Regions from separate parts of the Homo sapiens genome. Here region 1 is linked to region 2. A link is a loop called in an ENCODE intact Hi-C map of the cell type or tissue named here. Cell type or tissue: chondrocyte. All regions are shown on one strand. Links, peaks and the distances in the headings refer to the core of each region. The heading gives the core; the rest is flanking DNA.

Region 1 (15,629 bases), core at 4,126-12,125, 120 kb after region 2:
TGCTCCTGAATGACTACTCGGTACATAACGAAATGAAGCAGAAATAAAGATGTTCTTTGAAACCAACGAGAACAAAGACACAACATACCAGAATCTCTGGGATGCATTCAAAGCAGTGTGTAGAGGGAAATTTACAGCACTAAATGCCCACAAGAGAAAGCAGGAAAGATCCAAAATTGACACCCTAACATCACAATTAAAAGAACTAGAAAAGCAAGAGCAAACACATTCAAAAGCTAGCAGAAGGCAAGAAATAACTAAAATCAGAGCAGAACTGAAGGAAATAGAGACACAAAAAACCCTTCAAAAAATTAATGAATCCAGGAGCTGGTTTTTAGAAAGTTTTTTTTTTCTGTAAAAATATGAGTGACAGTGTCCAGATTCTTTACATGTTGGGGCTGACATGTTATATTTTTCTTTTTCTTTTTAAGGAAAAAGTTACATTTTAAATCTTTGACTTCTTTTATGCAGTATGTTGGAGCTCTGTTTTATGACCTGTCATGATAAAAATGTATTATTAGCCCATTGTCCAGTTATGAACAATTCCTTGCTAGCTGTTTTGTATGCTTCATTCTATTTTCACAAAAGTCTCGTTATTGAAATAGTTAAGTTTATGCTAAATTGGGAGTAAAAGTGATGAAATATTTGAGGATGCATTTCCTAAAAAGGATGAAATAGAATTTAAATAGTCAAATGACTGCACCAAATCTAATGAGGTATTTCTATCTAATGGAAGAATAAAACATTGTATGTATTTCTTTCATGCTGTTTGCTTTGCTAAGTGCTTTTCATGCATTTTCTTATTTAATACTAAAATGTCCTTGAGTTGTAAACTCTTATTAGCTCATTGTATAGAAGATTATTATCTCTAAATCAGCTAATTGAATATTTAGAGGAAATTTCAGTGAGATTTATGACATTTGCTCTCCAACAACCCTTCAACAATCTAGTTGTTTAAAAGTCGATTTGGCTATTAAAAACAAATATAACAAACCATGAATCTTCATATGGGTTGTTTAAACATGTAGAGAATATATATATATATATGTGTGTGTGTGTGTGTGTGTGTGTGTGTATGCTTTGGGGGATATAGATTTGGGAGATTCAATTACAGGTTATAACTGAGATCATGGGAATGCAGGAAATCAAGTTGTGTAGAGATTGCAGAGTGAGAAAATGTGTTAGGTTTGGAATCCTCAGATGTGCCTACATTAAACATGAAATTTCTATAGACCTCTTGCAGTGAAAGGCCTAGGATTGGGATTAAAAAAAATATTAAAGAAACAAGAGTCTCCACCTCTATCAAACATGTGTGACTTGAGTCAGAAAAGAGGAATTTTTATAAAGGACAAAGTTAGGAACATCATACTATCATTTTGAGGTTCACCAATGATTTGTATTTATCATTTAAGAAAATAATGCCATTTATCTTACTTTCATCCAAAACATGCAAAATAAATTATGCCATATATTCTGCATTGAACACATTTCTTGATTCAATTCAGTAGGCATAGTACTAATTTCCATTTTCTTAAAATTAGAAAAAAATAGATAGTTTCATCTGATCAGGCTTGGATATTCCTAAAGGGGATGAGTGGTATCTCTATATCCCTTCCATCACTAGTCTTTATACCTCCATTCTCCAACTTTCACCATTTGATTATGGCAGCCAATATTACAGAGTATGTATTACATGGCCAGTTCTTGTCTTATGAACAAAACAGATAATGAAAGTTGCCCATGAAAAAGTTGTACTTTATCAATTATCTTTAATTAATCATGGGCAGGGAAAATATTCAGAAGAGGCTGAGAGATGAGCAGGGTAGGGCCAATGTCCATGGCAGCCTTGTTCAAATTTAGGTCCTGTTCTTATAAATTGAATGCCAATTAGGAATGTTTAAGGAATGCCATTTGTTCCAGAGACTTAGTGACACCTCAAGAAAAATCTGGTCATTTTCCTAAATGCTCAGTGCAATGATCTAAATTCCTGTAAAATGTTTCACTAGACTGTGTCCTGAAAAGGCTCTTGAATATTCTAACATATTACAACACTAGATAGGCTTTGACGTTCCTTTAGGAGTGGAAAAAATTATAATACTCATTTTCTGGTTAAGCAAAAAGAAAACAAAATTTATTTATGGGAGTGAATTGAAGATAAAATTGTTAAGCAAAATGGAACCATATACATATACATATACATATAAGTGTGTGTGTGTGTGTGTATGGAGAGAGAAAAAGGGAGGAAATGTTTGTATTTGTACATATATGTGTGTGTGTGTTTGTGTGTGTGTGTATGGAGAAAAAAGGGAGGAAATGTTTGTGTTTGTATATACATATGTGTGTGTATATATGTGTATGTGTTTGTGTATATATGCGTATGTGTTTGTGTGTGTGTATGGAGAGAGAAAGGGAGGAAATGTTTGTGTTTGTATATGTGTGTGTGTGTACTTATATGTGTTGTATATATGTATGTGTGTGTGCGTGCATATGGAGAAAGAGAGAGAAAGGGAGGAAATGTTTGTGTCTATGTCCCCTTCAAAATCCATATGTTGGTTGAGGTCCAAATCCTCAGTACCCCAGTGTGATAATATTTGGAGGTAGGGCCTTTGGGAGGTGATTAGGGTTAGATGGGATCATGAAAGTGGAGCCTCCCTCATGGGATTAGTACCTTTACGAGGGGATAAAGAGATCAGAGCTCCTCTCTCTCTCTCTCTCTGTCTGCTATGTGAGGCTAGAGCAAAAGGCAGCTGTCTGCAAACCTGAAAGAGGGCACTCACCAGAACCGTATCATGTTGGTGCCCTGATCTCAGACCTCCAGCCTTCAGAAGTGTGAGAAATAAATTTCTATTGTATAAGCCAACAGTCTATGGCATTTTTTGTTACTGCAGCCCAAATTGATTAAAACAGAAATTGGTATCAGATGAGAGTTCTGCTGTAACAAATATCTAAAAATGTGGAAGCAGCTTTGGAACTGGGTAATGGGTGGAGGCTGGAAAAGTTTTAAGGCCCATGCTAGAAAAAGCTGATGCGGCTCTGAAGGGATTGCTAAAGGCAATTCTGGTGAGAGCTAAGGAAGAAAAGAAGGCTGCAGATAAAACGTCCCTCTTCTTAGAGATAAAATGTAATCATGTGTAGGATGTTGATAGAAATATTGTTAATAAACAATCTTCTGATGAGTTCTCAGGAAGAAAATGAAGAACACGTTATAAAGGGGATCTTTGTTACAAAGTGGCAAAGAAATTTGCTGGGTTGTGTTCATGTTCTAATGTTTTGTGGAAGGTAGAACTTCTGAGTGTTGGAATTGGATATTTAGCTGAGTGGATTTCTAAGAAAAGGATTGAAGGAGTGGCTTAGTTCCTCCTGACTGATTACAGTAAAATGCAAGAAGACAGAAATAAAGATTGAATTGTTAACCAAAAGGAACCAGATTTTGAAGATTTGGAAATTCTAAACCTGTACATATTACAAAAATAAAAAAGCATGTCAGGAAGAGAGCACTCGAGGTGGGGCAAGCTGAGTATTTGACACGAGATTAGTGTGGATATGAGCCCTGGACCTAGTCAACCACACTACCAGGACAATTGCCAGTTTTTAGCTGAAGGGGACAGAAATGGAACAGAATGCAGGAAGACTGCTGAACTTGCAATCACAGAATAGGGCTATAGAGCGGTTTAGCTGCCAATGTGCACTGTACGTCAAGCAAAGGAAAGAATGACCCAAATAGTAATTCAGAGATGACCAGGGCTGCCTCTTCAGTTTTAAAAGAGGGGGGATATTACCTGGGTCTTAAGAAACAAAATAGCCTACACCCAATGCTGTGGAGATTAGGTCACCTGCAGCCTAGGGTCAGGGCCACCACACATCGGAGTCCTGGGGGCATGGCCCCTGCCCAGCAGAGCTGTGCAGACAAGTGTGCTGCCCCAGTGGACCAAAAGTTGGGCCTCTACTTCACCAGGTCCTGCTTGGTACCCATCACTCCATTTTTGTCTCCTGTTTGTCCCTTTTGGAAGGGCAGTATCCATGCTATGTCTGTTCCACCATTGTGTTTTGTAAGCACGTAGCTTATTTGGTTTCACATGTTCATAGTTGGAAAGAAATTTCGCCTAGGATAAATTCTACCTCATGTCTCACCTAAATCTGACTTAGAGGTTATGTAGTTGAAGCTTTGGACTTTGGAATTTAGAGTTTCTGATACAACAAGTTCAGATTTTTAAAGCAGTTGAGATGAAATGAATATATTTTGCATGTGAGAAGATGTAAAATTTGGAGGGACAGGGAGAAATGCTATAAACTGAAGGACTGTGTCGCCCTAGAATACAGATGTTGAAGCTCTAATCCCCAATGTACTGGCATTTGGAAATGCAGCCTTTAGGAGGTAATTAGGTTTAGATGAGGGCATAAGACTGGAGCCAAGCCCCCATGATGGGATCAGTGCATTTGGAAGGCAATGAAGAGATCAGAGCTCTCTCTCTTTCTCTCTACTGTGTAAGGTTACAGAAAAAGGCACCCCTTTGCAAGCCAGAAAGAAGGCCCTCGACAGAACCTGACCATACTGGTGCCCTAATCTTGGATTTCTGGCCTCTAGAATTGTGGAAAATAAATTCATGTTTTTGTTATAGCAGCCCAAACTGGCAAAGATTGTGCATGCGTGTGTGTGTGTGTGTGTGTGTGTGTGTGTGTGTGTGTGTGTTGGGTATGTCTCCCTAACCCAATCTAGTCTCTCTCAATTTGTGTTTATATAGATACATCTCCATGATCTGTCGAAATCACAAGGGCTGACCCAGTTAATGGCACTAAAGGCTCTTCATGACCTGGTTCCTCCCAAACCCTTGAATGCCAGCTGCACCACTTATTGCCGTGCTGGGCTCCACTGATCCAATCTGCTGTTGACCTTAACATCCGATGCTCGGTGCTTTCATCACTCTGTCTCCACTGTCTGTAATATATCACCTCTTTCAAAACCTTGATAACTTCCTGTCACACTCTATTTTCCTATAACGCATGCTCATTACAGACTCATCAGTGAAGGTATATTACAGCCCATGATAACTTCCTATCACACTCTATTTTTCTATAACGCATGCTCATTACAGACTCATGGGTGGAGGTGTATTATAGCCCACCTGAGCAGGTCATTAAAGCCGCATATTTAAACAGTGAACAGCAGACCTCTTTGCTCCTAGAAGTAAACTTTTCATATTTCCCTTTTCAACTTGGAATATATATGATAATCAGGTACAGGGATTCTTTGCCTTTTAGCTTCCTCCAATATCCTTTCCCTCTATCTTTAAAATTTCTATTTTTCTCTTACGCAGTGCATTTTAACTATCTCTTAATCTAATACAGGTTCCAAATGATACTTAGGAAGCCTCATAGTCATAACAAAATGCATCAGTGATAGAATGATTTTTAAAATATCAGTTATTTTCTTAGATATATTCACAAGTCACTTCCCTTTTTTTTTAAGACATGGGAAAATATACTATTTTATCTCCCAGGATGATAGAATTTACTAAACTACCTAGTGACGATTACAGATAAAGCTAACTGATCACATAATTCTTATTTCAAAGATTCGTGTAAGAAAGGCCTTATCAAACCAGCGAATTAAAAAGTGTGCAGTATTACTTCAGAAATGGTAACCTTGACATGAAAACTGGATGTGTTCATAGATCATACATTTTACAAAAATAAAACAAAAAAATTAAATGACATCAAAAAACAAAACATTTAAAAACAGAAAGAAAGCCAAAGGGGCCCAAGGAAGAAACAAAAACAAAACAGGACTCAGTGGAAGATACTCAATAGAAGATAACAGTCTCATCTTTTATTCTCATTTTTGGAAGAAACTTTGGGAGGTGGGTTTGATTTCTCTCTTTGCCACTTGAGCCACTTGCAGAGCCATTAAAACTATGGTCTAGTCTAAGGATAATCAGTTCTCAATGAACTTTTGCAAATATTTTATATGTAAAGCATATAGTCATTTTTTCAGGGTTGAAGTTTGGGAATATTTCTGAGTATGTCTGCATAGAATATTTGTTTTTAATTTTAATGATAATTACAATAAACTAACCAAAAAGGATTATTTCTATTTAATTTAAAGTTGTGTGTATAGAAGTGTGTCCATGTGTGTGAAGAGAGAAAGAGATACCATTAAGATGTTTTAAAAACTACACAGCAGTCTGTGAGCTTCTATCAGTCTTGTGCAGCACTTAGCTTCTTCAAAAATGCCAAAGATGAGGTAGAAAATCCACCCCTATGTCCATTCCATTCTAAGCATAATAGGTATTCTAAACTTCTGCCATCATTCTTTAAGGCAACATTCAGTGGGAATACCTGTATGTTGTCATTCTTTAAGCATTTGGTAGCACATTAGTTATGCTAGCTTGTAAGTTATAGTAACTTTCGTCATTTTAGTTCTAATCAAGTAAAAAGGTCAGTAAGTATTTAAAAATAACTTTTCAAATAGAGATAATTACCCCATCGTAAGCGTCCATATTTAGAGAAACAACCTCAATTCCACAATATGTGAGGAAAGCCTACTATGAATGAAGCCCCAGGCATTTTTAATACAAAAATGATTTGACAATACAAAAACATATTGCTCTGGACTAAAGGACTATATTTTGTGTCACTGAGTAGTTTCCTCGCCAACCATCAAACTTCAACTTAATTTATGTAGTAATAATATCTACATAATATCAGTATTTACATAAACTTTTAATCATTTGTATGAAGATACATACATGACCAGGCATGATTCACAGACACGCATGTGCCGATGCATGAGTCACCAACACGCGTGTGCCGATGCCTGAGTCACCAACACATGTGTGCTGATCTATCTGCATTCTGTCACCCAGTGTCTCCTCAGTGAAGTCAGCCAAGTGAGTAGAAAGGGGAATGTCACGTGTGACTGGAGAACAGGGTGAAACTAATTGGTCCCACGTGATGAAACCGCAACCTCAGCTTTATCACCATGGTGACCTAACAAACGGAGTTACAGCCACAGCTGCTTTGGTAAATACTGACACACTCATGCTCATCGATAGTTATTTAGAGTCTATTTTAATAGAAAGCAACACTCTCTGTTATTACCTGCCAACCTCACAGAGTCTAAAGCTACTAACATTGTACAGACAATTCAAAACGTATTAAATTTTGCTCAGTATTCTGAGTAGTAAACATAAAACAAGATGAATAGAACCATCGCCTATATTCATAGTCAGTTTTATTATATACAATTTTTAATGTTAGTATATGCTCTTACGTTGTGCATTGATATTTGAAAACAATACATACTTGTAATGTTTGATTGTGGAAATAATAAAAAACATTAAAAGAAGAATGAATATACAATAACTATCCTTATCTATGAGAATATTCATGAATGGTGAAAAGAGAAAGGCATTGTTGAACTGATTTAGACAAGAGAAACACTTTGTAGATTATTAGAGAGCCTTGGAAGTTCCAGGGGACAAAACACGGGTCTCTCAATCATGGAAGCAGCAGAAGAGGCCTTTTAAAGAATATTAGACTCTCCAAGGTCAAGGTAAGTTCAGCCAGGCTATTAGCAATGGTGGACATGGTGGGATGGATTAGAATCTGGAAGATTACCAAATGAAACAATAATTTGTTTATGCTGAATATTATCCATGGCACAAAATCAACTTTATGGAAAAAGGAAAAAAGAAAAAGTCAGTGAAATAGAAACTGAAAAACAGAATTTGCACAGTCTTGCTTATTCTCATGGTGTGTGGAATTGAGGGCCTGATACAGCTGAACCTGGCCTCTTTCTGGATCAAACACTCTATGATGAAAATATAATAGACCGGTCCTTCCACTGGGGCCACAGTGGGGAAGTGGAAGGCTTGAGGCTGTCCTCAGTGCAAGCGAGCTCATTCTTATAAAAGTAACAGCATAGCACTGGTTCAACATGACTTTTGGTAAAACCTGATGATAACTTCCTCATTTTACTCCACAGACACAGAAAAGAGCTCACATTCTCTGGAAATCAGATAAACACAAAACAAAACATTAGAGTATTCCAATTCCCTTCTATATACAATGTTTTATACACCATTAAAAATTCAGAGGTGTGCAAAGTGACATGGGGCTCATGAACAAGAGGAAAAAAAAAGGACACTAACAGAATGTTCTTCTGGTTCCAGAATTCGAGCTAGCAAACAGAACTTTGAAGATAATTATTATAAAGATATTCAAGTATTTTTAGGGGGAAAAGGAAAGAACAAGTGAACAGATGAAGAATGAGAACAGAGAAAAGCAAGTTAGAAAAAGGAACCAAATGGAAATTCTAGATCACAAAGTTATAACATCTGAACTCCAAAAAATACATTGGATAGGCCGGACCACAGAATGGAGAATGCTGAAGAAAGATGATTAAATTTGAAAGTCTATCTGTAGAAACTATGTAAATTAAAGCTTAGAAAATAAAGATGAATAAAAACTGAGCTGTGTGCCAGTGTCAAGAGGCCCAACAGGCATGTAATCAGGTCGTCAGGAGAGAGTAGGGAAGAGAAAACCATCTGAAGAAAGAAAAGTGGAAATGTCACAAATCTGATGAAAAGCAACGGACAGGTACAAGACACTGAAGCCCCAAGGGGATAGATGCAAAAAAATCCACACCTATGCACATCATAAACTGTGAATACACTATCTTTCCTCCACTTTCTCCTCCACCTGGGTAAAAGTTATTCTAAATGTTGCATAAATCATTCCTGCTTTTTAAATAACTTTGCTGTATATATGATTTCTGGGTAATTCATTATTCAGTTGGTTTTTGACTAACAAATAAATGTAGATATACTATACACATTCTTCTGGAACTTGTTTTTTACTCATTTGGTTTTTGAGAAACATCTGAGATAAGTACACCTATAGTTCACTAACTTTCCTTCACATTTAATGTTCCATTTTATGACTGCCCCTTTTAACCATGTCATTTGTGATAGTTCCACATTTCTGCTCTTGCTGACATTGCTTTGCACATTTTTGTGTTTCTGGCAACAAGAACAATAATTCTTCTCAGGCAGCATTTTTCAAATTAAGAGTTTGATCCATTAGTGGATCATTAAATACATTTAATAGGTGGTGAAAATATTATTTAATTCAATAAATAAAATTCAGTGGAAGAGAAGGGAAGGGAAGACAGCAGAGAAAAGAGGAGAGGGGAGGAAAAAGAAAACAATAAAAATCAGATTGCATTGCACAAAGTAAGCAAAATTAATGTTTTGTGAAACTTTTATATAACTGTGTTTTGTCTTATGATATTAAATGTTTTCTGTTTTTTATCATTAAAAAAAGGTTGAAAGCTGTGAGTTGAATTTATATACTTTGGAGTGGGATTTCTAGCTTTCAGTAATGCCAATTTAGTTAAATAAACTAATTTGGTTAGATAATGCAAGTGACTTTGCTATGTAATGGTATCAATTTACACCCATAAGAGGTGTGTCTCAGAGCTTGCTTTGTCTAGGTTCTCAACAACTATCTTGTAGTTACAATAATAAAGCACTCTAATAATAACAATAACTATTTTTTACTAACTTCCAGAAATTTTCATGAGTGAGTTCACCTCTTTGGGTCTGTTTCTTCATCTGCAATAAGTAAAGTCTGCAATATGAGAATTTCTAAAGTCCCCGTGTAAAGTGTTTTGATTACAGAACACTTGTAAAAGAATCATATTGTCATTCTCAGGAAACAGCAGATGTGACTACTGGAGAGAAGGGCTATTGTGGTTTCATTGTTGTAACCATCACATAGTAGTCATTCAATTTGCCTGGATTAAATGAATGATTATGTGCTTTCCACTTGGTAAATATTTAACATATAAACATAGTCCTTTCCCTGGCAGTGGGAAAGGTGCCAGCTGAGCTTATCATTATCCTTGATCTGATTCAGTAACAAAGGTTTGTAAAACTTGCCAGTTATACATATGTTGGGTACTTACTGAATGCAGCATAATTCACTAAAATAAGCAACTAGTAGTTTCTTGTGACCATTGAACAATTCAAGTGACTTGAAAAATACCGATTTTCCACCAACTGCCAGATTGCTTAGGATTTCACCATGAAGATTTGGCTTGAATACAGATGAGTGGATAAATCTAGAAACACATTTATGAATGGAAAACAGAAGGATTATGATTGTGAAGCGAGGAGAAGGCTCATCACCTTGCTCCAGTGCCTGGCTAGGCTGTGTTACGCGTGCTGTCCACGATGCAACTGGAGCGGGCAGTGCCTCTCTCCCAAGCATCCTCACCCCCAGAGCTCTGTGTTCCGCAATGATGGGCCCTCTCTTTGTTCTCCACCTTCAAAGTGATTCACTCAGCTATATCCTAAAAGTACAAAGTCACCCAGCTCTGTCTAAAAATGCTTGAGGCTTGAACCGCCTGTTGGAATGCTCACTTTATTTGTGAGAGATCACGTTTATTGAGCATTCTCCTGTGCCATTATAAACCAACCAAGGAATCAAGAAACCATCCGTGAGTGAGGGTCAGAGCCTTGTCAGGAGCCGTTTCTGGAAGATGTGAGGGTGGCAACGTTGCATTTGCCAATGATAGTTTCTGTTCAGATGGCAACTTTGCCTCAGTATAATCCCAAATGACATGTCCAATTTCCCTTTCTCAACTCTTGAGTTTTTCCAGGGAGAAAATGTGGTTTTGCCCTTCTTTTAGAAAATTGATGTTTCTGTGCTTTTGCTTTGCTAGTGCATCTGAAAACATATGGACACTTCTGGCTAAAAAAAGAAAAGAAAGTCTTTTCTGATTCATTTGGCTGAAACATGAATTTTCCAAATTCAGTAAAAAACCCTTTTATGAGACACTTTCATCTACCATAGATTCCATTAGACCACGGAGCAGATCTTCTCCCGGGACACACAGTCATGCTGTCATCACAATTCCCAGTGTTCCGGAATGCTAGACACTTCCTGACCTTTACGTCTGATACATTCTTTGAGAGAACTTCTCCACCGACCCCGTCACCTGGATTGGATCACCGACCTCTCCCAAGAGGGGCCTGGCTTCCTCCTCGCTGGGGAAACGGTAGGGAGCTCCCCTAGGTAAAGCCTCTAGGGAGAGTGGCCAGGAGCCGGGTCAGGAAAGGCTCTGGTGCCCAAAGGGCTGCCCGCAGAGGCTGAGGTCCCTGCAAGTGCACAGGGAGGAGAGGTGAGATCAGATTCCAGCCGAGTCAGGCTTCCATGTCAGACTGCGTGTGTTTATGCAGAGGTGCAACTCAGGAATTACTGAGGAGAAAGTACAGGGCCAATTTAACCTCCTCTGAGAGACCTCTAACCCTGCTCATCACCACTCCTCGCTAAAAAGGGCCCTCTCCAGGGAAGAACCCAGAGGGAGAGCGGGAATTCTCCTCCCCTTGGAGGAAGAGTGCTTCCTCTACCCTTAATGTATCAACTGACAACAATTCAAACAGAAGGAAACTAGGATGTGACAAATAAAGGAAGCCTTTTCATGCTCTATGTCCACTGGCGTCGGGCAAGCCCCGGTGGAAGTCCAAGGAAAAGAGTCTAAGACCCAAACAGATGGTTTGCGCCAAAGTTCTGAAGTGTATCAGACGTGAATAAAGGTATGTTAATTCTAAAAGGAACTAAAATAGAAACATGATGTGGTTTAGACTCAGGTATTAAAAAATGAGCCATCTCAGAAGTGGAGACCAACTGAATATCTTCCTGTATAACTTCTTCTATAACTCTTCCATGCCTCTATGTTTGGTTGACTTTCACCAGTTTTCCCAGTCTCCAATGAACCTGATTCTATAGGCAGTTACTCTGTGTTCTTTTTGATGGGATTCTAAGAAGTGAAGAACAGCATAGGAACCAATTTGCTGTGTAAAATCAGAGAGAGCTCGACTCACTGTGGGTCAGAAACAAAGGGAGACTCTCCATTGAAAACAGGCTCCCTGAAAGCAGACATCAGCTATAAACTGGTTAGGAATTTATTATGAATTTCCTTTGCATTCTGAAGCAGAAGGCTTAAAATTAGGCTCTAAGTCGGAACCCACAGTACCATTTCCCACAGTATGACAAGTTTATATGGGCAACACATATACTTTAGAGTAATTTGATCGTCCCAGGCACTATCTGGAGTGCTTTACACATGTAGCTGCTTAGTCGTGGCCCCTCATGGCCTGGCCCTCTGGGTTGGAATGATGAGTTGCCAGAGGGTGAAGTCACTTTTGGATCATCACGAACACTGAGAGTCGAAAGACAATGCCAGAGGGTGACGTCACTTCCGGTTCATCACGAACACATGGAGAGTCGGAAGATGACCCTGGGCTTGTCTTCACATTTTCCGTGTTGTCACTTGCCGGTCCTTTGGAAGCCGACCCTAGATGTACACTGTCTTGCCGGGACCTTTCTCTTCTCTTCCCCTGTGACCACGCAGGTCTTCGATTCCCTGCCCCCTGCCCGAGGACCTGCCTCCTCCCTGCCCGAGGACCAAGCTTCAGAAGAACTGCACATGGGAGGAAATACCAACCGCTTAACTTCTTCAGAGACAACCTCTAACCCGGCTCACCACCACGCTAGCTAAAAAAGGGCCCTCTCCCAGGGAAGATCCCGGAGGAAGAGTGGGAATTCACCCTCCCCTTGGGGGAGGAGTGCTTTCTCTACCCTTAATTTATGAACTGAGAAAAATCCTAACAAGCCTACTATGAAATAAAGATGCCCTTAACCCATTTATGCCTAGTGTTCCATTATTGGAACGCTAAGCTTGTGGGAGTTATTTATATCCTACTGCTCAAAACCATTGCCAAGGTCTGATTTTTCACACAAAAAAATTTGCAACCTTCGGTATAAATGGGTTAATTCCAAAGCCTAAAGCAACCTAAGACATCTCAGTCCACAGTGAGCCCAGCCTCCAGCTGCAGGTGTTGGCTTCCACACAGCGCAGGACCAAGCAGTTTTGTGCTGAGTCCATCTCTGTGGCCACCGGCCACCCGGTGCTGGGGCTGGTCCCCAGCTCATCTGCACAGGGTTGGTGGAAGGGGCCAGAGGCAGCCTGGGCTCTGAATTCCACCCAGACCTGGGGAATAGGCCTGGTAGGGGAGTGAATGCCAGGGCCGCTGGTGGCCTTGGCTCTTCTGCACGGCAGCAACTGTGGTGGCCTGAGAATAAGGAGTTACCATAAGGACGTAGAGGTAGATCACCAGAGCCGCATCCACACCCAGAGATAGACTCACACATCTGTGGTGTGTTCATTTCAACAAAGGTGCAGAGAAAATTCCATGGAGGAAAAACAATAGCCTATCAACAAATGGTGTTAGAACGATTGGATATCTCACGCAAAAAATTAACTTTTATCTGTATCTCATGTTATGTAAAAATGGAACCAAAATAGATTATAAACATAATGTAGAATATAAAAGAAATTATGGTAAAAATCATAGGAAAAAAATCTGTGCGACCTTAGTTAGGCAAAGATATTTTAAATTTGACAGCAAAAGTACAATCCATAAAAGAAAAGAAACTGATAAATTGGACATACTCAAAGTGAAGCACATATGCTAGTCAGAAGACACTACTGTTAAGAGAATAAAAAATATAAGCCACAGATCTGGAGAAAACATTTGCAAACCATATATCTGAAAAAAATGGCTTGTACTTCACATCTAAAAAGACTCAAAAGTCAATAATAGGAAAGAAGAGACAATTTAAAATGGGCAAAATAGTTAAAAAGACAGATCAGCCAAGAAGATATATGGATGAAAATTAAACACATTAAATACATCCGATGTCAATAACCCTGCTCCCTACCGGTTAGACAGCTGATGTCAGAAAGGCCGACCCCATCGCGCGTGCGCGAGCACAAGTGGGCAGGAACAGGAAATGCCACGAGGACGCTGAATCAAACCTGCCTACGTGAAGGGCTGAAGACGCGACATTTCCTGACAGAGGTTGCTATGTCTAGCAGCATGAGCCTCTCCATGAAGGCATGAGGGGAGAAGACCTCTTCTCTACCTTGTCCCAGGTCTTCCAGGATTGGTGTCTCCTTTGAGAAGCAGGACTGCTTTTATAAGTAAGAAAAATATTGGTTCTTCATTTTCAAAATAACGTCTCAGCTACGTGTCCAAGTGTGTCACATTGCAACAACTGCCCAGCTGTGGGGCTGGTCTTGGGGAGCAGAGGGGACTGAGGGGCCTGCCTCATTACGAGCTGCACAGGAGGGCTGAGCTTGCATTAGCAGCTTCTCCCTCCAGTGCAGGAGAACGCATTAAGATTTACGGTTCATCTGAAAGTAGCTTAGAAAGAAACCATATGCTCTTATCATCTCTTGCAGAAGTTGCAGACAAGTTATTTAAAAATCTCGTTTTCTTAAACTGTCTTTATTGCAAAGAAAAGAGCCTCTGGGATCCACTTCAAGTAGTCATTGTGGAGGGTACAGCAAGCCAGCCCTGGGCTAAGCATTTACCCCACTAATTCACCACCACAGCAAGGTGGAGATCCTTGAGTTTTTGCCTGTGTTTCACAAATGAGGAATCCGAGGAGCAGAGACCTGAAGTGACCTGTCCAGGACACAAGAGTGAACCCGGGGACAAAGCCAACCCGCTCTGCTGGGGCTAGTGCCTTTCCACACTCCTCTGTTTCTATATTTAAACCGAGTGAAAGGAGACATGGAAAATACATTAGCCCATTTGGAGGTGAATTTGATACACTCTCATTTGTCATAGAGGGTAGAAAAAGATGGAAAAGAGAAACGGGCTGGTGGGGAGGAGGGAAGAGCAGAGACCAGGGCCTCAGCCCAACCTCCATCCGCTTCCCACTTTCTCTCCCTGTCCCTTTCCTGGAGGCCTTGCTTGCTCCTCACAAAGCTGTCATTCTTATGCCTTGCATGAATTTGGGTATTTTAACTTGTCTATTAAAAATATAAATCTGGCCCCATATATATGCTTAATTAATATTATCATGTATCCCCTTCAAAATACTCTGTGGCCAAAGTTTGTGCCCTTTTATGCAGGATCGGGAATGGATTCCCTAATAAATGTCTTGCATTTTTCCCATCACAAAATGTAGTTAAATTAGCGTCTCTTCATCCTAATTTTATTTCTCCATTTGGACAAAGCATCTTCACTTCCAACAGCTGAGCTTTTCAAAGATATTTATTTCTGTGTAGAATTAAAAAAAATTGAATATTACCATTTCTGAAAATAAGTAACTCAAAACTTTCCTTTAAAATTATTGCAAAAGTTTCATAAATTCAGTTAGATATATGCTTAGGGAAAATACAGAGTTTGAAGGAATTTTTAAAAGACCACATATTCTATAATTCTGTTTATATGAAAGTTTTAGAACAGGCAAACCCATGGAGACATCGAGTAGATTGGTGGTGGCCAGGGACTGGTGGAGGGAGGTGGCAGGCAAGAGAATGGCTGCTGACGGGTATGGGGTTCCTTTCAGAGTAAAAATGTTCTAAAATTACCTTGTGGTTGTGGTTGCACAGCACTGAGACTATACTAACTGGCATGTACGGTTTATTAATTATATTTCAACAAAGCTATTAAAATATTCAGTTTCCAAAAATATATCAGTGCATGTAATTGCAATATGTTTAGATCTACCGGAATTTAATGAAATCTAGTAAGTAATGTCTAGTTAAT
Region 2 (15,629 bases), core at 3,304-11,303:
TCAGAAGGAGGCTGTTTTGTCTTCCGCTGACTCAACTTGACCAGGAGCAACTTCTGGTGGATGGGAGCTGGGAACGCTGCATCCAGACAACCACCAAGTCTTCTGAATGATGATTTTCTTCTTCCTCTCCTGCACCTTGATGGTCGTTCACAACCCACATCTTGGCTGCTGTTTGTGAAGCGTGTTGTCTGAGGATGACAGCTCTACTGATGGTTAAGAAAGATTACAGGAAAAAGCATTTTTTTTTCCAAACAAAATTTTAAAAATGTGTTGAGCAGAGGTTTTAGTTTTGTTTTATGTTTCCACTGTACATATTCCAAGGCCAAAAAGCTATCATTTGCACCATTTTACAGCACATATTTGGCCACCTAACGTGGTTTGCTTTAACTCTCCCTGTGAGTGGCAATCATCAGGCATACGCAGGTGATCGTGGCTGACAGCCCCAGAAGACTGCAGAGCTGCGAGAAGAAGCCCACTGCACAGCCAATTTCCACGGCTATCCAGTTGGCCCTGGAGGATGCAAAGCCCTTCTCTTGGGAGGAAAATTTCCATTCATTCCCAGTCTCTTCAGGTGCGGATTCTCTTACCAAGTCTCAAGAGCCGGAGTGGGTGGGGATCCAGGGCTGAGCAAGACAGACATGTGCTGTGTTCTCTGGGAATTATTGTGAATAATCTCAGATGGTGAAAAGTTCCATGAAGAAAGTAAAAAACAGTACTGGAATAGGCCCAGAAAAGGTCACCAGCAACTCTAGTGGAGTGGCTGCTACTGCCAGGTAGAGCCAGTAAGTGCTTCCAAGGCAGACCCAGAGGGATGGAGGCGTGGGAAAGATGAGGAGCCTGGGCATTGCAAGGCAGGCAGGGACTGGAGGAGCCACCATAGCCCAGATGGAGGCCGGGAAGAGGCCTGCAGGGGCACGCACCCTCACGCCTGCAGAGCAGGACGGACAGCCTGCTGACCGGGGAGAGGGGAGAGAGACCTTGGGCAGTGTGGGGAATTAAGAACTGTGAAACGTGTACTTCATAGTTTTTTTGGGGGGTAAACTCATTATGCTGCTCATAAGAGGGCAAGATTTTATCATTCACTTTATGCATATAGATAACTTTTATAGATCATTCTTAGAACCACTCATGTTTTATCTGTATGATCTCAGGAACTACCTAGAGACCTCAATCAAATATACACTGGTTTACACTGTGTCCTTCCGACAAGAATCCTCTTCCACCTCCAGACCTGAATAAACGCTGCCTCTTTCGCCCTTCCCGGTACTTTACCCTGCGGGACTGGAGCCAGCAGCCCCTCCCTGGGGAGCACTTCCCACCCCCTCAACTGGGCGGGTGCTTAGGGGGTGTGTTCTGTGCTTCTCCACAACGCACTTTTGTGTTTCTTGCATGGTCTCCTCTGTTAGAAAGCAATGACTTCATCGACCTTGTCCATGTTATACACAAAATTCCTGCAGCACAGTAGGCATGTAACAACACAGACTTCATGCGTGAACACAAATTATGATGTCCAGGTATCTTCAACAGCAAAGGGTATTCACCTGGGGAGAAATATGGAGTCTATGTGTTGTTGTGAAGGGCAGATGGAGAACGAGTGCATAAACAGCACAGTAAAACCCAGGCCTATTAGAACATGGAACCACAGTCATCACTGGAATCTGCAGTCACAGCGGAAGCCCCATCACGGGGGCTCAGAGGTGAAGCGGGAAGAAGCTCGGCTGAAAGGAAAGCTCGGTGGAGGTGAGCCACTGACGTTTCACACTGAGAAATACGGCAGGTGGGCAGTGCCATTGACACTTTACACTGAGAAATATGGCAGGTGGGCAGTTCTGAGGCGAGTGCAAGCTTCCCCATCCACAGTGAAGCTCAGGTCTTCCACAGCAACTCCTGGTTGCCTTCCCGGTCTTCTGGACTCTGAGCACTCCACGACCTCACTTGTCAGCTTGTAAACTGTTGCAGGAATCTTGTGCTTCACAATCTGGAAGGGCATGGTAATAGTTATCATATGTGACTTCAAATTATTTTTATCTTGGGAAAGGAAAACTTTGACCAAGAAATCATTACATATTTATTTTAACATTTCTTGAATAGAAACACATTTTCTTTGTTTGATTTTGCCCTTCAGCTAGTATTTTGGAAGAGTTGAAAGAAAAAGACTTTGGAAAATATAAAAGGGAGCAGGATTTTTTTTTAATATGTTGGAAATATTTAAACTTTCAACTCTCTTGGAATTTTATCAGAAATATCATCCTGAGGCTTCAAATCTATTGTTAATTTGATGAGTCCAAGCTTTTTCTATAATGAATTATGCTTATATTCTCTAGGAATTCCTGCGTGTGCTTCCGTAAATTGTAGAAGCAAATTTTACCCTGAGTTCTTTCAGAAAAATAGCAGTAGAGGAGACAGGCCCCAAGGAAGAGTGTGTCCTTATTTAAGGCAAGTTTTCTAGTCTGTTTTATTTATTTACCATCACATCTCACGTAGGCATCATTAGGATCTCCTCTGTTTTATGAAGGTGAAACTGAAGCTTAGAAATATCAATTAATAACTGAGAGTGGGAGCCTCAGGCCTTGTGAGCTGTGTGAAAAGGGAAGTGGATACTGGGAGTGAAATCAATCAGCGCCAATCCAGCCTAAGATGAGATGAGTACCCTGAGCTGAGTGTGGGAGGAGTCCCATCTCTAAAACTAGTGAACTGTGGTGTGTGGAACCGGGATGAAACCATATGAGACACACAGTTGGAAGACTTCCAAACTCTACACACAAACAAGCCAATATTTGCATTGATAGCATAGCCACAAGTGCCTACTAAAACAAAGTCCAGTTCCTACCAGAGTGAACCAGAAGATCCGACCTCCCCTCCCTACCAAGGATGTCTGTCAGCAGCTCACATCTGATCTTGACCCCACAGCTTGAAAACTTCCAGTGCTCCCTGTATCTCTTAACATACAGCATGGAATGCTCAGGGTAGCACATGAAGGCCTTTCCCTCTGACTGCTCATCTTTCCAGCTCCTCCTCCTCCTGCTAATCTTTCCCCTCTCACCTTCCCTGCATCCTCACTGAGTTCCCGAGTTTATTTTAAAACCTGTGTCAGTCTTACGACTCATAAATATCTCTCCTGTATACCATGATTATAACCTCATTGATTTGTTTATTTCCATTTATTTCTCTAAACCAAAACCTTCTTCAATTTTGAATTCATGCCACAGGGATGTCCTGTTTCCAGCTCTGGGGGGTATAGGGTGGCATGGAGTTGTGGGTGATGTGGGAGGAGAGTGAACAGAGAAGACAAATTTATGCTACATCTCTTGTATGAATGGATTAGTCCAGTTTCATGCTGCTATGAAGAAATACCTGAGACTGGGTAATTTATAGTGAAAAGAGGTTTAATTGACTCAGTTCTGCATGGCTGGAGAGGTCTCAAGAAACTTACAATCATGGCAGAAGGGACCTTTTCACAGGGCTTTAGGAGAGAGAATGAGTGCAGGCAGGGGAAATGCCAGATGCTTATAAAACCATCATATCTGGTGAGACTCACTCATTATCAAGAGATCAGCATGGGGGAAACTGCCCCTATGATTCAATTACCTCCATCTGGTCCCACCCTTGACAAGTGAGTTATCATTGACAAGTATATTATTGACAATATTATTATTAACAAGTATTATAATTCAAGGTGAGTTTTGGGTGGGGACACAGCCAAACCATATTCTTCCACCGATGGCTCCTCCCAAATCACATGTCTTTTCACATTTCAAAACCAGTCATGCCTTCCCAACAGTCCTCCAAAGTCTTAACTCATTTCAACATTAACTCAAAAGTCCACAGTCCAAAGTCTCATCTGAGACAAGGCAAGTTCCTTCCACTTTTGAGCCAGTAAAATCAAAAGCAAGGTAGTTATTTTCTAGATAGAATGGGGGTACAGGCATTGGGTAAATACACTCATTCCAAATGGAAGGAATTGGCCCAAACCAAGGGGCTACAGGCCCCATGCAAGTCTGAAATCCAGTGGGGGAGTCATTAAATCTTAAAGCTACAAAATGATCTCCTTTGACTCCATGTCTTACATCTGGGGCATGCTGATGCAAGAGGTGGGCTCCCATGGCCTTGGGCCACTCCTTAACGGGTTGGCATTGAGTGCCTGTGGTTTTCCAGGCACATGGTACAAGCTGTTTGTGGATCTACCATTCGTGGGTCTGGAGGATGGTGGCCCTCTTCTCACAGCTCTACTAAGCAGTGCCCCAGTGGGGACTCTGTGTGGGGCTCCAACCCCACACTTCCTTTCCACTTTGCCCTGGCAGAGGTTTTTCATTAGGGCTCCAACCCTGCACCAAACTTATGCCTGGACATCCAGGCATTTCCATACTTCCTCTGAAATCTAGGTGGAGGTCCCCAAACCTTAATTCTTGACTTGTGTGTACCCACAGACTCAACACCACGTGGAGGCTGCCAAGGCTTGGAGCTTGTACCCTCTGAAGCAATGGCTTGAGGTGTACCTCAGCCCCTTTGAGCCATGGCTGGAATGCAGTGCACCAAGTCCTGAGACTGCACAAAGCAGCAAGGCCCTGGGCCTGGCATATGACACCATTTTTTCCTCCTAGGCCTCTGGGCCTGTGATGGGAAGAGCTGCTGTGAAAGTCTCTGACATGCCCTGGAGACATTTTCCCCATTGTCTTGGTGATTAACATTTGGCTTCTCATTACTTATGTAAATTTCTGCAGCTGGCTTGGATTTCTCCTCAGAAAATGGGTTTTATTTTTCTATAACATTGTTAGGCTACACATTTTCTGAACGTTTATGCTCTGCTTCCCTTTTAAACATAAATCCCAATCCAAACCATATCTTTGTGAATGCATAAAACTGAATGCTTTTAAGAGCACCCAAATGACCTCTTGAACACTTTGCTGCTTAGAAACTTCTTCCACCAGATACCCTAAATTATCTCTCTCAAGTTCAAAGTTCCACAGATCTCTAGGGCAAAGTCAAAATGCCACCAATCTCTTTGCTAAAGCATAGTAGCAGTCACCTTTATTCCAGTTCCCAACAAGTTCCTCATCTCCATCTGAGACCACCTCAGCCTGCATTTCATTGTCCATATCACTATCAGCATTTTGGTCAAAGCCATTTAACAAGTCTCTATGAAATTTCAAATTTCCCCACATCTTTCTGTCTTCTTCTGAGCCCTCCACACTGTTCCAACCTCTGCCTGTTACCCAGTTCCAAAGTTGCTTCCACATTTTTGGATATCTTTATAGCAGCACCCCACTCTCTGCACTACCAATTTACTGCATTAGTCCATTCTCACCCTGCTATGAAGAAATACCCTATACTGGGTAATTTATGAAGAAAAGAGGTTTAATTGACTCATAGTTCTGCATGGCTGAGGAGGCCTCAGGAAACTTACAATCATGGCAGAAGTCACCTCTCCACAGGGCAGCAGGAGAGAGAATGAGCATAAGCAGGAGAAATGCCAGATGCTTATAAAACCATCAGATCTCATGAGACTCACTCATTATCAAGAGACCAGCATGGGGGAAACTGCCCCCATGCTTCAGTTATCTCCACCTGGTCCTGCCCTTGACAAGTTAGGATTATTACAATTCAAGGTGGGAGTTGGGTAGGGACACAGAACCAAACCATATCAATTAATGATAATGAAAATATAGTGTTTAATATTTCATTATACATATCTTAAATGCTTCTTGTTGAAAATGAAAAATGTGGAAATATACGGAAAATAAACTACAAATAACTGCACTTCTACCCTGTAAAAGCAAATATACACACGGGGTCAAGGAGAGCTTTCCCATATAATAGGCAAAATGGGAAAAGAATAAGGCCTTGAGTTGTTTGCCAGCTCAGTGTAATTCAAAGGAGTTCTGTGGCCACCCCTAAATTAAATGCTACTCTGAGGAGACAAACTGGCTTCATTCTGTGCCTTATCTGACCACATTCTGTGAGCTGAGCACTGAGTTAGACACTAGAGACCTAAAGGTAAGTTGCTGTGCTCCACTATTTTTCATGTCTTCATTATTGTATTAAGTAATCGATGACTTATAAAATGTATTGACAAACTGAAGCACGTTTTAAGAAAGCTCATCCATATATGATGAAGACTCTTGAATTAGTCCTCTAAGCAGATTTGGTGGAAATAGGGATGTGAAGCTTCCAAGAGGAAGGATTGAAGGGGTCAGTGTGATGGACACCCAGATATGAAAAGCATGGAACATGGGAGAGAGGGTGTTTCATTCTGGGTTGTTTCAGAGGGGCTGGCCTGTCCTGGCATTTGGAAGCTTAAGAAAAGCAACGTTCAGCTCAGTGAGGTTGACTGCTGGCCTATCACCCTCACAGGTCACAGGTCACAGGGGAGGAGGCCAGGAGCTCCTACCCCACCATGGATACCGCAAAATCTCAACAGCAACTGACCAAAAGGATGAAGTGTGTGCTTGGTCAACTGGACTAGATTATTTTTTAAGAATTATTCAGGGACCTGATTCTTGCTTATCTTAAATATCTTTGCAATTGATAGTGGATTATTTGGAAAAAAGTGTAGTGGTATAAACATTCTTAAAACTGTTATAAATTATTCCTGTGTATGTATCTTTGCCTGATACTCTGCCAAATTATCATCATTTGCTCATTATCTGACATAACCTAATTCTAAGGGTTATCCTATTCTAGACCCGTTTTGCATGTTTGTGTCTTGACACTGCACAGCCTACATCTCATCACTTGGATTCAGGGCAAAAGAGATTTGTTTTACCTTGGTCAAGGCTAAGTCTGAGGACATGCCTGGTCTCCTGCCATTGACTCATCTTCAAATTTATTGTTTTATTTAAATGATAATTAGTTTTATGATAGGCAGATTAGATTTGTGTATAGTGTTATAACTCCTAACAGTTCCACTCCTTAAATGAGCAATGTCAAGAATTTATTTTTGTTGCAAGACTTAAAATTACTCTAGGAAATAATTTTAATGCTGAGGGTATGCACATTTCGTATCTTATTTGCTATACACAATTTTCAGAAGGCTGCAATGCTGAGAAAATTAAATGTCAAAGAACAGCTATTCTTGAAAAAAAAAAAACTCATTTCTTTCTGTTGATTCATTAAAGACAAAATATAAAAATTTCCCATAACACTTTCAGGAGCAAAATTACTATTTATCTTTTTAAACGGATTTTTAACAAATTATTTGAGGGCCTGGAATTTACAGTAGATTTAAATGAATGTCCTCTCTGTTGTCACTCTTTTATATAGAAATGAGCCCCTGACTTGTGGAATCGGAGAAGGAGAGTAAATGTTTATGTCTGAACAGCAATTCCACCAAAAATACTGGGTTGGAAAAATATGGAATGCCAACATTCCAGTGGGAATTCCTGCTCCACATTCATTGGGAAAGATGTGGAGGCTCATTTACATTCTTTATGTTTTCCCAACTCCCATAAGCTTTCTTTCCTTTGTTTGTTTTTGTACTTAAGGAAAGGTTACTTTTTCTGAGGTATTGCGGGGGGTGGGAGCGGGTAGAGGAGTGAAAGAGGGGAGTTTGGGAGTGATTTGAAAACCTACCAACAAGCATTGGTTTTGCAGTTGTTCCCTGTCTTTTCTTTGCTGTCAGCAATCAGAGACAGCTGGTATTTTTCCTTTCCATCTCTCCCTGCCCAGTGTGCATTCCTCCATCCCAGCTTCTTTCACTCCTGCTGCTCACAAGCCAACATGGAAAGCCTCTTACAAATCCTGCAAGGCACTGAATGGAAACTGTTTTCCCTCTTTGTAGTTTCTTGGAGCTACACACTTTGTTTCAGTGTGTTTAAAAGTAACTTACAGGCCAGGTGTGGTGGCTCACGCCTGTAATCTCAGCACTTTGGGAGGCCGAGGCAGATGGATCACTTGAGGTCAGGAGTTCGAGACCAGCCTGGCCGACACAGTGAAACCCCACCTCTACTAAAAATACAAAAAGCTAGCCGGGCATGATGGCAGGCACCTATAATTCCAGCTACTTGGGAGGCTGGGGCAGGAGCATTGCTTGAACCTGGGAGGCGGAGGTTGCAGTGAGCCGAGATCGCGCCACTGCACTCCAGCCTGAGTGACAGAGCAAGACTCTGTCTCAAAAAAAAAAAAAAGTAACTTACATATTGTTGACACATAAGCAGACTTTAGTGACTCATTTTAAAATGGGTTCTCTGTTTCTAATTCTTTAGGTTTTAAGATATGCGGCCGGGCACGGTGGCTCACACCTATAATCCTAGCACTTTGGGAGGCCGAGGCAGGAGGATTGCCTGAGTTCAGGAGTTCGAGACCAGCCTGGGCAACACAGTGAAACCCTGTATCTACTAAAATACAAAAAAAAAAAAAAAAAAAAAATTAGCCAGGCATGGCAGCATGCACCTATAGTCCCAGCTACTCGGAGGCTGAGTCAGGAGAATTGCTTGAATCCAGGAGGCGGACGTTGCAGTGACCTGAGATGGCACCACTGCACTCTGGCCCAGGTGACAGAGTAAGACTTTGTCTCGAAAAAAAAAAATGCATTTCTCATCTCAACTGGTAGTGTTTCATTATGGTAAGCAGGTACTAGTGTTACTGGAAAGGGGTCCCAATCCATACTCCAAGAGAGGGTTCTTGGATCTCGTGCAAGAAAGAATTTGAGGTGAGTCCATACAGCAAAGTGAAAGCAAGTTTATGAGGAAAGGAAAGGAATAAAAGAGTAGCTACTCCATACACAGAGCAGCCCTGAGGGCGGCTGGTTACCCATTTTTATGGTTATTTCTTGATTATATGCTAAACAAGGGGTGAATTATTCATGCCTCCTCTTTTCAGACATATAGGGTAACTTCCTGGTGTTGCCATGGTACTTGTAAACTGTCATGGTGCTGGTGGGAGTGTAGCCGTGAGGACGACCAGAGTCACTCACGTCACCATCTTGGTTTTGGTGGGTTTTAGCCAGCTTCTTTACTGCAACCTGTTTTACCAGCAAGGTCTTTATGACCTGTGTCTTGTACCAACTTCGTATCTTATCCTGTGACTCAGAACGCCTTAACCGTCTGGGAATGCAGCCCAGCAGGTCTCAGCCTTGTTTCACTCAGGCGTATTCAAGATGGAGTTGCTCTGGTTCAAACAGCTCTGACACTAGTGTACCCTGAGCTATCTGGAAAACTCCGAAATTATGTTGATAGTACCTTCTAATAAAGTAGTCGTTTTCATACACACCATGATTTCAGTACGAAGTGTGTATTTAAACACATTTGTAAATTGTCTGATGTAGTTATCGTTATAGAGCTCATAATTTTCAGCCTTTCTTATAGAACTGACAAATACTAGAACATAGTCATTCCGTAGCTATAGCTGTAGATTTGCAAATGTTAACAACGTTTAAAAATGATTAGGGACATCATTCAAATTGAAACATTCAGAGATATCTATGAAAATGGTCAAAAAACCTGCTCATGAGCAAATGTTGTGTGGCTCTCACTACGGTCCCTGGCTCCCGGCACAGCTTTGAGGAGAGGCAGTCTCACAAGAGAAGGTGCTTAGGAGAGGCATATGGCTCACACATTACTGCAGGCCACTGTAAAGCATATTTAGAGAAAGAAATTAAGTGGACTTCTTGTACTAAAGGACTTGAGAATTTGGGGAAATACATAATTGGCAAGATGGAGTCTGGCACTCCGGAGCTCAAGTCTTTGTGTTCATTTCCTGTTTGTAGAGTAATGTCTTCCTGTGCGTATGAAATGGTGCTGGATTCCAATATTGATTGTTAGCTGAAAAACGTTTCCTGAATCGTGTGCCCTGTGCTATCCTAAGTCAAGTGCAGACAGGGAGATTCATTAGTATATTGCTGAGTGTAAAATACATTTGCACGTTTTGTTTGCTGGGAGCTTAAGTGAATTTTTTATTTAACTATTTCTACTGGTTATAAAAGTCATCATTTGTGAAACCCAGTTCAGGGTATGAATTCAGTGAAAAAGCTAACAGTGCTGTCATTTTGGAGTCAGGGGTGTTGGTGTTTGGGAAGGAGAGTATATATCAAGGCTCTTCTCTAAATATCTTTAAATGTCTGTCTCCCAGGAACATTGCATCAGCTGACCACCTGTGGTTGGGTGGAGCCATGTGCCTAGGTCTGGCCAGCGATGTGTATCATTTCTAGTCGGAGCATTTAATCGCAGGAGTGAAATTGTCAAGAACTCTCTTTCTGCCAACATGGTGGGTAGCAAAATTCAAAACGATGGCTTCCCTGTTGACCAGGTATTTTTGCTTCCCTGATGAGCACAGCCCCCTGCTGACCTGAAATACACTGTGTAGACTGAGTGAAAAATAACCTTTCATAGTTTGAACGTAGTATGTTTTGTGGGAATTGTTACTTAACACATAGTAACCTTAGTCCATGCTGCCAATACAAAAATCGGTTCCTAGATGTGGGCTGCTGCCTGAAAGTATCAGGCACTAGATTAGGATACAGGCAGTGAGCAGTGAGAAAGCTGTTGGGGAAACCAGCCCCACATCACCCGGCGGGTACCCCGAGTCCAGCGGAGACAAAGGAGTTAGAAAGAGACAGAATAAGAGTCTAAAAGGCGGGTCCAGGGGACCGGAGCTGGAGGCTTGCTGACGGCCCCGAGCTCTCGGCCTCCACCCAATTTATTGGTTTACAAGCTCTTTGTTCTTAGGGCAGATGGGAGGGGTAGGAAGGGATGAGGAAAAGGATTAATCGGTGAAGAAGAACTCGTGAGTCCTTCAATAAGATGTACAGCAGTGGCGGTTTCTGTGAATTTCCTTGAGCAAAGGCGTGTGTCTAAACTACTTAAGATCTTTAACCTATCGGGACTGAAATGGCGGGGAGCGGGTTTCAGGAGAAGCCAAGATGTTTGATTATACTCCACAGCTTCAAGGGAGGGTTATGTCCCCGAGCAACCTGTGGCATGCTGCTGAGCTGTTCCGCCCTCGGGCATAAAGACATGAAGGCAACAAGGAGACTTTTCTCCTCAGAGGCCGCCCATGGCTCCCCATGGGTGTCTCACACAGGGGCGACCAACTCATCTGGCATCCCAGAAACTCTTTCCCACAAAAGCTGGTATTGGAAATGCGGAGGTAGCAGCCCCGTTACATGGTGGTGAGGCATTTGGCAACACCAGCACCAGTGACGAAATGAAAGGAAGATGATGTACCTTGTAATAGTCACTCTAGGAGAGGCTGCAGGAGACAGGCTGTCTGTAGCATGCTTTGGTTACCTATTAGCTGTATTTGACACGGTCCAACAAAACAAACAAAAAGGTAAAATGAGACAAGTGATCAGTTTGCGCGGGGAAATCCAGAGATCTCAGGAGTGTGCAGACCCTGGGACTTGCAGGGTTGGAAGAGTCAACTGCTTCTCATGCTCAAATTATAACAGTTAAATAAAGAAAAAAAGCAGGAAAAAGACAACAAACAAGAGGGCCTTGGAGAGAGAGAGCCTAATTAAAACCAACCCTGATGCAAAGAACAAATCCAGACCCAGTCGCCACTCCTGGTGTGAAAACTTCTGAATGAATTATGAAGCTTCAGAGCTAAGGCACAGCCCAGGTTTCAGTTCCAGTGAGGCCTGTATGTTGCACAAAAATGGTCTTTGAAAAGGGAGACGGGGGTGTGGCTCTCCCACTGAAGCCTGAGGCCTAACACAGAGAAAGAGTTGCTGGAGAAGAACACACAGAAATATACCAAATCTAAGAGGTGTGTCTGCAAAAGGAGTGTGGATGTGGCAGTTGGTACATGGATCTGTCTAGAATCAAATAAATGAGAGATTTACGAAGTTTTTAAGAGAAATACACACCCCAAAACAACACAGCAAGATAAAAACATGTGCCTGGATTTTAATCTCTGACTTATTTTATCTGAACGTGTCCTTGCACTGCCAGACTTTTCTAGGGAAGGAGCTCACCGTGGGCTGTGTGGGCCCAGGGGAGGCTCATCCCAGGTCACACTTCAGAGGTGACCATGGAGGATGGGGAAGAAGGCCCTGCCGGGCAGCCCAGGGACAGCAAGAGCCCACCCTGGCAGGAAAGGGCTTCCTAGGGAGGAGGGCCAGGGCCTTATCAAGAATCGTGTGCCTCAGGCTATGAGGGTTCCCACGGAACACTGCCTACTGTACCTCTTGGGTCTTCCTGTCTCTCTGTTCCACCACTGTGTGGGGCTGCAGAGAGGCTCTGGCCCCTGTGTCCGGCTCACAGACTCTGTTGGCATCAGATTGAGGGACTGGCACATACTGTCCTTAGCTGCTGCCTCCCTCAGAGATGCTGGGCCATGGTCATGGCTGATGTTTCTCCAAGTGTTCCTGGGTCTTGGCCTTCCAGGCACAGGTAGGATAGGAGTTACCAGCTTCCTTCAGCTTGGGTGGACACCAGGACCGCATCAGGCAGCTGGGTGGTGATGAGCAGCATTGACCTGGGGTGCATTGTGGACTCCAGCACAGAACAGCCAAGGTCTGAGCCCTGTGTCCTCAGAGGTGCTGAGCAGAGGCCCCCAGAAACTGAGCGTGAGGGAGACAGGAGCAGAGGCTGTGAAGGCAGAGGCAAGGGCACCTGCTGTCACCAGGCACAGTCTCCCCTGTCTTGAAATGTAGGTGTGGAGTGGGGGACAGGGTTACAGATTTTGTTTTGCTTCTGCATTGATAAAGTTAGCAGATAATCATTGGTTCCATGGTTCCAGGCTTTCATAAATGTGAGGGCTGTGTTCTCCCGATGTTACACAAGCTTCCGGATTCCACGTGATGATGATTGTACTTTTATGTATTCACTGCACAGATTTGCTTCGTGTTCACATAGATTAAAGAATCTTCACAAACACTCAGGGGCAGGATTGGACCCACTGGTCAGGAGGAAGAAACTCAAGTACCTTCCACTGCCAGGTTTGCAGTAAGAGCTGCAGCTGCCCAGCAAGGCTGTTGGGATCTTGATGACACAGCGGTCAGTGCCCTGTAGGGAGCCCGGTTCAGGGCTGCTGCTTCTTGTTTTCCAAGAGAGACTCAAAATTCAGATTATTTCATGAGAAATACTTTGACTTTTAAAATAAACGAATGAGTGACTAAACGAATGGATGAGTGGGCGCCAAGTTGTGCTCTGTCTCTGGGCTCCCAGAAGGGATGAGATGGAGAAACCTTTAAACTGAGTGAAGAAAATAAAGTCTGGCTTCAGGGATTTTGTGTCTTATTTTTGGTTGGTTGGTTTGGTTGGTGGATCTTGGCTAGGTGGGAATTTTTAATATATGTAAGGATTATGAAAAATGACACTCAAATTATACCAATTTCCCAATATAATTTAAGGTATTTTTTTCCTTCAGTATTTAAAGAGTTTGTTGACTTGCATTACCCACATTTTCCAGATACATGACTTAGTTTTTAAATTAACTTTAAAAGGCATTAATGCCACTACAAAAACATGAATGTTTGATCAACTTCCTCCTGATTTTACTCATCACTACAAGGTGAGAATTTTATGATGGCATTAAATATTCTTCGAATTTGTGATTTTTAACTGTAGCAAGACGTTATTGCACGTGTGTGTCAGTTTCTGTGTGTGTTGGAATGTGTCAGTCATTCTTTTAATAATTATATTGTTTTATTGAACGCGTGTGTCAGTTTCTATGTGTGTTGGAATGTGTCAATCGTTCTTTTGATGATTATGTTGTTTTATTACATGTGCGTGTGAGTTTCTGTGTGGGTTGGAATGTGTCAATCATTCTTTTGATAATTATGTTATATTGCATGTGTGTTAGTGTCTGTGTGTGTTAGAATGTGTCAATCATTCTTTTTTTGATGATTATGTTGTTATATTGCATGTGTGTGAGTTTCTGTGTGTGTTGGAATGTGTCAATCATTCTTTTGATGATTATGTTGTTTTATTGCATGTGTGTGGAGAGTTTCTGTGTGGGTTGGAATGTGTCAATCATTCTTTTGATAATTATGTTGTTATATTGCGTGTGTGTTAGTGTCTGCGTGTGTTAGAATGTGTCAATCATTCTTTTTTTGATGATTATGTTGTTTCAGTTTGCTAAGGCTACCAAAACAAAGTACCACAAACTTTGTGGCTTAAAATTAAAATGTATTGTCTCACAGGTCTAGAGCTTGCAGTTCAAGATCAAGGTGTCAGCAGGGCTCTTTCTGAGGACCACGAGGGGATCTGCCCCAGGCCCCTGCTTGAGTCTCAGGGTTTGCCGGTAATCTTTGGTGTCCATGGCTGTTAGAAACATCACCCCCATCTCTCCTTCAATTGCATGTGGCATTCTCCCCAACCATCTCTGTGTCCAAATTTCCCTTTTTCATAAGGACATTAGTCATGCTAGATTAGAGCCCCTCTAATGACTTTGTGTTGATTTGATTACCTCTATAAAAACCCTAACTGTAATATACGTCCTAAGGCAGTGGGGATTAGCACTTTAACATATGAATTTCTGGGGAACACAATTCAACCGTTGACATAGGGCAATTAAAATATCTTTAGTGTTACACATAGCATTGTAATAAACACCATTTACATAAATTTTTGATGAATTTTTAAATTATTTCCTTATTATAGATTTTTAAAAGTAGGAATATTAGGCCAAATTACATGACTACATAAAGGTTCATGGTATGTAAATAGCCTTTCAAGAAGGATCTGTTAATGTTCACTTCCAGCCCCATTTAGTGTTGGATTTGGGTGATTTGATGTGTATCATCCAATGGTCGTCTATAGAGTCTTATTATTATTTTATTGTGTGTTTATTTGGCTTCTAGAGAGGTTGCAATATATCACATGATTCTATGGCTTCAGAGAAGGAATTTATATTCATTCTGATGTTCTATAAGATGGGAATGCCTTAATTTGGCTTTGTTCTTATTAATAGAGCTAGTAACAAGGCTCTGTTGAGTCTCTATCTTCTGATAACTAAAATAAGAACATTTTAGTCACCAGTCGGTAATTGGGAAATACTTTCGACTGGAAAAACAGTCATATCCCCGTTATTCAGTCCATTTTAAAACATTGTAGTATATCACTACCTTTTACATTTCACAAATATATTCATACGTAGGTATGTATATATGTACATATTTATATGATTGCATACATATATGAGTATATGCATATACATTGTCTTTATCTAGAGACTTCTTATTCTGAAGTAAGTTTAGACTCATAGAAGTGTTAGAAGTGTTGTGAAGGTAGCCCAGAGAGTTCCTGTGTACTGTTTATCCTGCTTCCCCTAATGCTAAAATCACAAATAATCATGGTACAAACATCAAACTAAAAAATTAACATTGGTACCATACTATTAACTAAAGCACAAGCTCAACTCTTAATTTCTCAGTTTTCCACAACTGCCCCTTTTCTGCCCCAGGATCCAATACAGAATCTCATATTGAGGGAAGCTATGCGTCATCAGTCTCCAGCTGTGATGATGCCTCAGCCTTCTTTGTCTCCCATGAACTTGAAATTTTGAAGCAGCTCTGGTCAGTCTTTTCTAAAGTGTCCTATGAATGTTAGTTGGTCAGATTGTATAATAGGGTCATTTATATCGTCTCTATCCATGCTGATGTTTTGTCTTTCTGTTCCATCAATAACTCAGAGACAAGTACTGGCTTGTGTAACTGCAATTGCAAAACCGACCTGTGAAGTTCTATTAGT

Evidence for each region. A loop is a pair of places that touch in the nucleus more often than their neighbours do. Peaks named below come from ENCODE experiments on the same cell type or tissue, not always from the same donor. Only the 100,000 strongest peaks of a DNase experiment are listed, where the experiment ranks them.
Region 1: it touches region 2 in a loop (2.4-fold over the local background); 4 of 110 quality-filtered maps call a loop at or near these places.

What each region holds. Positions count from the first base shown.
Region 1 is chr6:168,959,691-168,975,319 of GRCh38, reverse strand. It overlaps LOC105378146 (a long non-coding RNA gene), which reads left to right and starts at 10,938. Exons shown (of 4, transcript NR_136250.1): 1 at 10,938-11,062. It overlaps LOC105378145 (a long non-coding RNA gene), which reads right to left and starts at 10,944. Exons shown (of 4, transcript XR_943300.3): 1 at 10,853-10,944; 2 at 9,968-10,123. RefSeq lists an enhancer at 11,556-12,755. In chondrocyte, for the core only: no CTCF peak of the experiment used is centred there; no DNase peak of the experiment used is centred there.
Region 2 is chr6:169,079,656-169,095,284 of GRCh38, reverse strand. It overlaps LOC124901469 (a long non-coding RNA gene), which reads right to left. Exons shown (of 2, transcript XR_007059888.1): 2 at 1-1,978. Among named protein-coding and RNA genes, the nearest start is that of LINC01615, 76 kb to the left of the region's middle. In chondrocyte, for the core only: no CTCF peak of the experiment used is centred there; no DNase peak of the experiment used is centred there.